Linked DNA regions of Homo sapiens: all the other regions are linked to region 1. The links are chromatin contacts, found by Hi-C or POLR2A ChIA-PET in ENCODE. All regions are on one chromosome and are shown on one strand. The core of a region is the stretch at or near the end of the contact, and the rest is flanking DNA. Distances in the headings are between cores, read along the strand shown. Region 1 holds the start of RPS12 (ribosomal protein S12). Region 2 overlaps ARHGAP18 (Rho GTPase activating protein 18). Region 3 holds the start of MAP3K5 (mitogen-activated protein kinase kinase kinase 5).

Evidence for each region. A loop is a pair of places that touch in the nucleus more often than their neighbours do. ChIA-PET counts read pairs that join two places held with the same protein, here RNA polymerase II (POLR2A). Pooled maps may share reads with other maps.
Region 2: a loop to region 1 is called in a map with no recorded cell type, with 13 times the contacts of the local background. The contact joins the enhancer-like site here to the promoter of RPS12 in region 1. A Hi-C loop is called at or near these places in 1 of 168 maps with a recorded cell type or tissue (K562), 1 of 37 single-sample maps with no recorded cell type and 7 of 50 pooled maps. POLR2A ChIA-PET finds 5 or more read pairs at or near these places in 2 of 52 experiments (activated CD4-positive, alpha-beta T cell and activated naive CD4-positive, alpha-beta T cell).
Region 3: a loop to region 1 is called in a map of naive thymus-derived CD4-positive, alpha-beta T cell, with 7 times the contacts of the local background. The contact joins the promoter of MAP3K5 here to the promoter of RPS12 in region 1. A Hi-C loop is called at or near these places in 2 of 168 maps with a recorded cell type or tissue (gastrocnemius medialis and naive thymus-derived CD4-positive, alpha-beta T cell) and 6 of 50 pooled maps. POLR2A ChIA-PET finds 5 or more read pairs at or near these places in 1 of 52 experiments (activated CD4-positive, alpha-beta T cell).

What each region holds. Positions count from the first base shown.
Region 1 is chr6:132,813,160-132,816,511 of GRCh38, reverse strand. RPS12 (ribosomal protein S12) reads right to left here and starts at 1,943. Exons shown (of 6, transcript NM_001016.4): 1 at 1,899-1,943; 2 at 1,730-1,780; 3 at 1,424-1,540; 4 at 1-51. The coding sequence starts at 1,743. It overlaps SNORD101 (small nucleolar RNA, C/D box 101), which reads right to left and starts at 1,205; the gene lies at 1,133-1,205. LOC107986644 (a long non-coding RNA gene) reads left to right here and starts at 2,224. Exons shown (of 3, transcript XR_001744345.3): 1 at 2,224-3,219. RefSeq lists enhancers at 1,478-1,607, 2,038-2,317, 2,232-2,978.
Region 2 is chr6:129,682,443-129,685,847 of GRCh38, reverse strand. The region is part of intron 1 of ARHGAP18 (Rho GTPase activating protein 18); the gene reads left to right. Among named protein-coding and RNA genes, the nearest start is that of ARHGAP18, 26 kb to the left of the region's middle. RefSeq lists an enhancer at 1,510-1,804. Within about 2 kb of position 1,712, at least 35 of the 41 ENCODE cell types and tissues checked have a DNase peak (open chromatin) inside an H3K27ac peak, as active enhancers do.
Region 3 is chr6:136,790,924-136,794,169 of GRCh38, reverse strand. It overlaps MAP3K5 (mitogen-activated protein kinase kinase kinase 5), which reads left to right and starts at 1,693. Exons shown (of 30, transcript NM_005923.4): 1 at 1,693-2,460. The coding sequence starts at 2,013. RefSeq lists enhancers at 613-692, 1,063-1,122, 1,233-1,462, 2,253-2,322, 2,428-2,943 and a silencer at 1,483-2,122.

The sequences.
Region 1 (3,352 bases), core at 694-3,193:
TACATAGGCTCATCACAGTTGGATGCAAGCACACAAAGATGGGCTTGGCGCCTGAAATTCAAATTACAATGAAAATGGAGCTAAAACTCAGATCCAAATCCATCATTCTTGCATTTTAGGAGGGTTATCTTTGCACTAACACTTGCGAAACATAAGCAGCCAATCCACTGAACACATAAATGCGTACAAAATTGCTTGAGTCTGAAGAACCTGCTAGGGAGCATATACATCTTCAATTAACCTACAACTGGTCTTCAGTAAAACCTCTGTCCCTGACACACTGAATTGGTGTAAGTCATTTTTAAAACTTCTGGCCAAAACCCAACCATAATAGCTTTCTTGTAAGCCAGCTTCATATACCTAAAGAAACATGTGAAAGGCCGGGCACGATGGCTCACTCCTGTAATCCCAGCACTTTGGGAAGACGAGGGGGGCAGATGACCCGAGGTCAGGAGTACCAGACCAGCCAGAGACCAACATGGCGAAACCCCGTTTCTACTGAAAGTACAAAAACTAGCTGGGCATGGTGGCGTGTGCCTGTAATTCCATCTACTCGGGAGGCAGAAGAATCGCTTGAACCTGGTAGGTAGAGGTTGCAATGAGATCGCGCCACTGCACTCCAGCCTGGGGGACAGAGCAAGACTCTTTGTCTCAAAAAAAAAAAAGAAAAAAGAAAAAAAAAAGACTGTGGCATTAATGGAACAGTTATGAAATGCCATGCAATAATGCCGAAATAGAAATACAGAAGACTCATACTAGGACCTACTAAATACATTAAACAATAATGCCGTTTCCATCGGATTGAACTGGCTAGATTACACCAAAACGAACTTGTCCTGTAAAACCTTAAAACTGCATTTAAATTCAGCTCAAGAGTAGGTTGATTTGTCAATGCCACCACCCTAAAAAACACATTAACTCGATCCATTCAAATACATTAACAAATATCCCAAATTCAAATAAATCACAGCTATTATACTACTAAATTCATCTAGGACCAAATGCTTCTGAAACCTGAGTTTGAAATTCCATTAAATTAATGCTTGTTTTGCAAACTACCAGATGTAATGTGGCTCTCCATCTCATCTATCTGCCAGATAAGTATAAGACTGACTAGCTCCACAACCTACAGGTTTGTCAGACTCTTATGTTTCACTCATAAAAGGAGTGAAGGGGTATCCGACAATTAAAGTCATCATTCAAACACTGTAGTTTTGAGTGCTTATCCCCATTCCAAACAGCAACCCACACATTTTAAGTGGGCTTTATAGATCTGAGTTCTGATACCTTTTCCTAGGTTTCCGGTAGGACGGATGCCATTCAGAACTTTTGCGCTAACACCATGAACTCCATGCCTTCTTCCCTTGGGTGGCAGTTTTGTTCCGGTTGCAAGAACCCACAGTATTGAGACTGATACACGTACTTGTCTAAGGCTTTGGCAGCTTCGCGAATTCCACGTGCTAGGCCATCGTGGATGAGGGCAGTCTTCAGAACCTCTTGTAAAGCAGTATTAACGTCCATTACACCTCCAGCAGCAATGCTTAAACGCGACACATCAGAACCATCAGTTAAAATCCTCACACCACATAAGGCCTTGCACTCAGCAAAAGCTAAGTGTACAACAGACGCGCTTACGGCGACCCGTTTGACCCAGTCCTGTTCCGCCAGCTCTAGCCCCACGCCTCAGCCGCACCCCGACCCCAACTCCAACCCCGGCCCCTGGGCTCACCCTTCCTCGGCCATGGCGGTGGGTTACGGGTGAAGTTGAATCTTGAACGCACTAAAAAACAAAAGCATTGACTTGTTAAAGAACCAGATACTCGTCACGAATCCCAGCAAGAACGCAACGAGCCACAAATTATAACCAATACACCCCCCTGCCGCCTCGCTCAACTTACCCCAAGCCTCCGCCTCCGCGCGACTCGGCGGCGGCAGGGAAAGAGGCCTCATCCGCACGCATGCCGGTATTTAAGGGTTTTTCAGGTCCCCTGTGCGCATGTGCACTCCCACCCTCGAAAGAGGTGGCTCCCGCAGTGCCGGGCCTGGGGAGTTTCTGTTTCCGGATTGAGGCGGTTCTGAGGCAAACGTACTGCGAGTTTTCTATCTCTGCCAGGCCGGTCCTTGGCGAGTGCAACAGGCACTACGCGGGCAGCTTCGCGTTGTCCTTCTTTGCGGAGGCGTGGCCCACCGAGGCCCAGGGAACTCATTCTACGGAGCGCGACAGAAGCCAAACAAGTGTGTCCGCGTGTTCTTTAAGGCACCTAGAGCCCTGTATCCCGCCGAGCGCCAGTTTTAACCCTTTCCACACCACGTTCTACTTTCCTGTTGCTTCTACAAGACCCAGCCTCCCCAGGCAGCGCACTTTGTTCCTTCGCTTCTAAGTCACCCTGAGAGACCATGTTTGTGTCGTTGTGGGTGTGATCCTCATCTTTGTCTTCATGAAACGAGAGCCTACATGCTTTCACTCTTCCAGGCTGGAGTGCAATGGCGCGATCTCAGCTTACTGCGACCTCCGGCTCCCGGTTTCAAGCGATTCTCCTGCCTCAGCCTCCCGAGTAGCCGGGATTGCAGGCGCCTGCCACCACCCTGGCTAATTTTTTGTATTTTTAGTAAAGACGGGATTTCACCATGTTGGCCAGGCTGGTCTCGAACTCCTGACCTCAGGGGATCCACCCGCCTCGGCCTCCCAAAATGCTGGGATTAGAGGCGTGACCCGCCGCCCCCGGCCGCTTTCACTATTTCTAAGCCCTTTCCCTGCGGTGTGTTGGTAAAGCGGAACCCTGCAGCCAGGGGTCAATTCTAGTTTCTAAGTATAGCGGGAGTCGCTTCTGAACGAAGTTTGTTCTGCTTTGTTTGGTTTTTAACGACGCGTTGTGCTCGGAATACACAGTTCCGCGCAACTCAGAATTCCTCAGGTGCATTTTCAACACCTACAATGTGCCTGACGCAGGGCCAGGTCCTGGGACTACAGACATGAAATATCCAGTCTTTGAGGAGTCCATTTTCTTCCAGGAAGCAATATTTTAAATTTGGAAGTGATTGGCCATTCCCCAATCCCCACTTCCAAACCAAACGCACGAAACACTACTGAATATGATCAATACTGCCTTTGTGTTTAATTTCCTCTCCTGGGTAGTCAGCCGCCAAACCAGTGAGCAATTATTAGGCGCTTGGCACGTGCCAGCGCTGTGAATCCAGTGGGCAGATACTGTTAGACTGGTGAGTGCAGCGAAAAAAACAAAAATGGGTAACGCAGTAAGAGCACCAGGGAGTTCACCAGAACAGAGACCTGCTGTAATGTTAATAAACTGATAGAGTTCAGTTTACTGATAGAGTTCAGTTTTAGATTTTC
Region 2 (3,405 bases), core at 463-2,962, 3.1 Mb after region 1:
GGACTTCTCACTTCTGGGAACTCAAGTATTAACTAAATTCATTTTTGTGTGTAGATCAGAGGGGAAAATAAGAGGAAGTGGGAGAGGAAAAAAAAAAGCTGCCTTGTATTTTTGAATATGGAAAAAACTATCAAGTGATCACCGTGATCAGCACATTTAATGGTTGCATTTAAGTCTGAATAGAATTTTTGAGAAGGCTGGGCTTTTTTGACATCTCTTTTTAATGAAAAATATGTAACAATAACCTTTATACAGTACCTTCAATTTGCCTGGTATTGTGTGCTTTATAATATCCTATATTTGAATATTGACTCATTTATATTTCACAATTTTTTTTTTTTAGACGGAGTCTTGCTCTGTTGGCCCAGGGTGGAGTGCAGTGGTGTGATCTCAGCTCACTGCAACCCCTGGCTCCCAGGTTTAAGTGATTCTCCTAGCTCAGCCTCCCAAGTAGCTGGGATTACAGGTGCCTGCCACCATGCCTGGCTAATTTTTGCATTTTTAGTAGAGATGAGTTTTTACCATGTTGGCCAGGCTGGTCTTGAACTCTTGACCTCAATTGATCCGCCCACCTCGGTCTCCCAAAGTACTGGGATTACACATGTGAGCCACTGTGCCCAGCCCTATATTTCATGATTCTATGAGAGTAGGTATAGTTATGGTCTCTATTTTATAGTTGGGGAAACCGAGGCCCAAAAGTGAAGAAAACTTGCTCAAGGTGACATGCTAGGAATGTGGTGGAGCTGCTTTGAAACCCTGGCAGCCTGGTTCCAGAGGCTGTCCTGTTAATTACTACGCTGTGTCCAGTGTCCACCGCCGGAGTCTGAGAAAGCAGTAATGACGTTTCTCTATTTCAGTGACCTTGCATATTGGATTTGCCCAGTTTACTTTGGAAGTACCCATTCCACTTTTCTAGGATCATGAAACACTGTATTTAATACTCAAATATCTTAGTGCTGATATCTTCTCTGATTCTAGAGGGCATTTCACAGATCTTACTGAAAAATTCCTTGGGGTAGTATTAGGCTTCGGGTTAAGTAATTTATTTATTAGACAAATTTCTTGGCTTTCATGATTTGGGTAAAGTATGGTCAATCTGTGTACTTCTGATTATATGCTAAACACGTGAAAGTCACCAGATGGCCAACTACGATGATTCCCATGGACTTCTACGGATATATTAATGCTGTTTTGGAGGACCCTCTGTGTGCCGCAGGCTCCATGACACCTAATGTTGGTGGATGCGTTCTGGTGTGTATGTGTTTCCATGAAATTTACAAACTAACACACAGCATTCTAACATGTTCACTTAGGAACTTTCAAAACTTTGCCCTACAAGACAACATTCTCAATAGAGAAAATTTAGAAAAATAGCAGCACAAAAGAGGAGGCAAAAGTCACTTATATTATTAATATAATACTACTCTAGAGCTAACCACAATTGAATTTTATTTTGCCTCAGTATTTTTTTCCCATGCACATTCCTAGGCATGCTATCTTAAAGCAACAGTTTGTGTAGTTAATCTGTTGCTCTCCCCACAGTTATATTTTAACTAGGGTACTGAATACAGAACGTTTTGCACATGCATTTTTGCTGGAGAAACCACAGATATGTAGCCATTTATAGTGTTTCTTAGCTATCGCATGCATCATTTCCTCTCCTACTTCCTCCTGTCACTGGCAGTCCTGCAGCTGGCCTGCCTTGCCACTCCTGACATCTGAGTCATCACTGACATCTCTCTCCCCAGGCCTGCTCAAGGAGCTCTTACTAAGCTTTGTTATTTTTTTCTCTCCAAGATTTTTCAGATCTGTACTTTATTTTTCAACGCCCCAACTCAATCCTAATCTGCACTTCAATCATCTCGCGCTGTCAGTGTCAGTTTCTTGGCTTTGAGCTCCTTCTCTTTTCAATTCACATTTTCAAAAGCCATTTTCTCCCAAGTGTTTTCTCACCTTTCCTTTCTTAGCAGAACTCCCCCCCGCCGTGGTTACACCTCCACGTTACTTTCCAGGTATGCCCACATCATTTTATGATTCTTGATGGTGTTCTCATTCACCATATCCACTTTGTGCAAGGCAGAGATACACCTTGCTGCTTTGTTATTGCATTGTTGTGAAAGGTAAATTGGGCTGGCCCCAGAGAAAATTGTGAAATAAGGAAAGATTTTGCCATCTCCAACCTCTATTTTCCATTACATTTTTGACTCATCAGGGCTTTTTTCTTCTCTGACTTGTTATCATTCCGCTCTGTAATTCATACTGCTAATCAAAATATGAAAGGATCTGATATTGGTTGTTTATACGTAAATGAATTTGATCACAAATTATTAACGTGTGATCAATGTTTTAATGAAATGAAGCTAATGCAAGTAGATATAGTTTTTCATTTCTACGGGAAAAAAAGCCCGTACTTGGCAGATAAAAAAACCAACAACCCTGTGCTGGTTCCTTCCACCTCAAATTAAAAGAAAAAACAAGGCCGGGCGTGGTGGCTCACGCCTGTAATCCCAGCACTTTGGGAGGCTGAATTGGGCAGATCACGAGGTCAGGATATCGAGACCATCCTGGCTAACATGGTGAAACCCGGTCTCTACTAAAAATACAAAAAGTTAGCCGGGCGTGGTGGCGAGTGCCTGTAGTCCCAGCTACTCGGGAGGCTGAGGCAGGAGAATGGTGTGAACCTGGGAGGTGGAGCTTGCAGTGAGCCGAGATCACGCCACTGCAGTCCAGCCTGGGTGACACAGCGAGACTCCGTCTCAAAAAAAACAAAAAAAAAAACAAAAAAAAAAAAAGAAAAAACAAAACACATTTCTCACTTTTTTTTTCCTGAAGTATATAAGTCTGTGAATAACCATGGTGGTAAAAACAGAAAGGAGAAACAGAACGAGAAAGAAAGAAATAGAACAATCAATAGAATATAGTAATATTATCAAGCTATGTCTTTTGATTAAAATGTATTATATGGTTTACCTTGATTAAAATGCATTATGTGTGCAGTTTTCTCAAAAAAATTCTTATTGTGTTTTATTGTTCAGTCCCTTGTTTATTCTCAGCTGTGTGTCCAGTTACTCTATCCATCTTAGACTATAAACTCATCAAGGCATTAAACATGTTGTTTTCTTTATTCCTGAATCTCAACATCTAGTTAATGCCAGGCAGGCTGTGGACAGTCAATAAATGTTTGCTAATTATGTGATGATGCTTTGGGACATAAGAATGTTGCTTTGTGTCTCTAGGGTTTTAGTTTATTTTTACCAGATCAAACTTTAGAATTCGACTAACACTAATGTCAGAAGTCTGTGTTTCAGTAACCATCTACAGATAATGGCACCCAGTTGTCCATGAGGAGATGCCATTTGCATCCTGTGTGGGTGACAGCTATGCTTTGATTCCTCTTGGATCTGT
Region 3 (3,246 bases), core at 444-2,943, 4.0 Mb before region 1:
TAATTCTTTACTATTCAGCTATTTTATCCTTCCTTCTTACCCAGTTTGAAATGTAATTCATGGCTGGGCTGGGTGGTTCACGCCTGTAATCCCAGCACTTTGGGAGGCCGACGCGGGCATATCACCTGAGGTCAGGAGTTAGAGACCAGCCTGGCCAACATGGTGAACCCCACACCCCTCCCCCTCCCGTCTCTACTAAAAATACAAAATTAGCCTGGTGTGGTGGCGCATGCCTGTAATCCCAGCTATTCGAAAGGCTGAGGCAGGGGAATCGCTTGAACCCGGGAGGCAGAGGTCGCAGGGAGTCGAAATCGCGCCATTGCACTCCAGCCCGGGCAAGAAGAGCGAAACTCCGTCTCAAAAAAAAAAAAAAGTAATTTACATTTTCTTCTGCCTTTTTCACAGGACTCACTAGTCTCAGTTCCTGGAGATGGGAAGTACAAAACCTGTTTCTTTACTCAGTTGTAACTTGCACTGGCTTTCCTAACAATTACAGCATTCTGGGGTTCTCTGGGAACTTACACATCTGTTCTTTGCTCCCCAAATAAGCAGGTACTTTTTTTGATTGCTCTTAAACAATCTGGGTATTTCCCTCCCGGCCTCGCGTGATGCAGTTTAAAAAATAGAATAGGTCACGTTATTCCCCTGTTTCATCTTGTTGATAATTTGTGGAGTCGGGTAGAGACTCCATCTTCTATCTTAAGTATCTGGCGCTTGTGGGGGAATTAAGATCCTAAATGAGAATACTAAGTCCTTCGGCAGTTGGCACTAATCAATTACTCATTACTGATAACGGAATGAGCCACTGGAAATTTTAAAAGGAAAAGTACATGGGAGAACCTGATCAATTTAGCCAGCCACTTCTGGAGTGCCACAGTCACTAATGAAGCAACCTCCAGTGCAGGCCCTGGCTCCAGGGCGCTATGTACAACCTCCTGCCTCGCGCAACGTGGGTCTCCCGGAGCCTATCCTGCCAGCGCCGCGCACGGTCCCAGTCCACCAGGCCGCCAAGGCCCGGAGGGGGGCGCCCTAGTCGCGGGGAACACTGGAAATGCTTCAGGGGCGGACTCCGAAGACCGAGTATTGCCTCGAGGGACTTTCTGCGCCACCCCGTAATCGCTTGCGCTCCAGGTCTTCGTAGGTGGGGGCCGGGTGGGTGAAGACTGGGACCCTATGCCACGCGCAGCACTCAGAGGAGGGCTGGGGTCCCAGGGCCGCAGCGCGGTCAGTTCAGTCCGGGCTCGAGCTTCCTAGCAGCGCCCTCCTTGGGGGCTGGCCCTGACCCTCGGTGCCGCTACGAGTGGGTGGCCAGAAGCTGGTGGTGGAGAGGGAGAGCGTCTGCAAGGAACGACGAGGCTGGCGCCGGGACCACGCGGCGGAGGCGATCGAAAGAGAAACGAGGCCAGGCAAGGAGGAGGAAATCCACCCGATGAAGGCGAGCTGCCGCCTAAGAGGGAGGAGGGTCCTTTCGGCTGCCGCTGCTGCTGTTCCGGGACGCCGCCTGGGGAGCCAGCCCGCTCGTAAGGTGCGCGCCAGGTAGCTCCGCACCCAGGGGGCGCCCTTCCTGGCCCCTCCCAGAGCGGCCGGGACGGAAGGAGCTGCGCGGCGCGGCGCGGCGCGGCGCGGCGGGTGGCGAGGGCGGGCTGCACCCCGAGCGCGGCGCCCTTGAGCTGCACCGCGGCGCAGGTTTGCGAGCCGACTTGTCAGCCGGCCAAGAAAAGGAAGCTCCGTCCCTTCCCGCTCACCCGGCTTCCCCACCCCTTGTACTCTAAACTCTGCAGAGGGCGAGCGGCGCGGCCACGGAGGCGCCGAGGAGGAGCGAGCCGCCGCCGGGCAGCGGCGTGCCCTCGGGGGAGAGGGCGCCGGAGAGGAGGCGGCGGCGCGGCGGCGAGGGCGCGGCGCGCGATGGCAGCTGCTTAGCCCGGCGGGCGCGGAGCAGCCCCGAGCTGTGGCTGGCCAGGCGGTGCGGCTGGGCGGGGGACGCCGCCGCCGTTGCTGCCCGGCCCGGAGAGATGAGCACGGAGGCGGACGAGGGCATCACTTTCTCTGTGCCACCCTTCGCCCCCTCGGGCTTCTGCACCATCCCCGAGGGCGGCATCTGCAGGAGGGGAGGAGCGGCGGCGGTGGGCGAGGGCGAGGAGCACCAGCTGCCACCGCCGCCGCCGGGCAGCTTCTGGAACGTGGAGAGCGCCGCTGCCCCTGGCATCGGTTGTCCGGCGGCCACCTCCTCGAGCAGTGCCACCCGAGGCCGGGGCAGCTCTGTTGGCGGGGGCAGCCGACGGACCACGGTGGCATATGTGATCAACGAAGCGAGCCAAGGGCAACTGGTGGTGGCCGAGAGCGAGGCCCTGCAGAGCTTGCGGGAGGCGTGCGAGACAGTGGGCGCCACCCTGGAAACCCTGCATTTTGGGAAACTCGACTTTGGAGAAACCACCGTGCTGGACCGCTTTTACAATGCAGGTGCGTGTGTGACCCCTTTCCCATCCCGCGCGGTCGGGACCCGCGTTTAATCTGGCGGTCTTCGGGGCATTTCATTTTTCTGGGCGGGAAGCATTTACTTCTTGCCCCACTTTGGGGGCAGCGAGCGCCGCTGCGTGACTGCTCCTGTCGCTCGCCGCTCCGGAGAGAGCGTGTGTGCTTGTGCAAGAGTCTGTGTGTACTTGTGCGATAGACCTATGGATCCACCCACCGCCCAGCGCTGGAGCCCTGGGTCCATGCGATCGACTTGAACTGTTCTCCAGCAGTGTGAGATATTTGCCCCAGTCAGTCTTTCTCCTTTCAGTGTCTCGGTTTCGCTTCTGTGAGGTTTGGTCCCTGTTTTCTTTCTGCATATACCTGTGACCGTTTTAGATGAGGTTCTCCTTTTCTCTGTGTAGTTTTGAGAGTACGGGAACGATGACATACCATGCACGCAGAGTGTAACTATATTAATTTGCATGCCATGTGATGATCTTCCCAACTCACCTTACCTTCGATAAGTTTTAGTAGCTTGAATTTCCTCTCACCAACCCAGACTTTGAAGTAATTACAGTGCTTCCAAAGGCAATAACATTACAACTTACACTGAACTTGTGTGTTATCTTTGTAAGGATTTTGGTGAAAGAACCAGGGCCTGTTTTTTATTACCCCATAAACCATGGTGGGCTAGAAAGTTTGTAATTTAACATTGTCTAAAACACCTGTATGCTATCCTAATAATAAGATTAGTTTCGCCATTAAAGTGATTGCTAGCATAATCCATGAAAG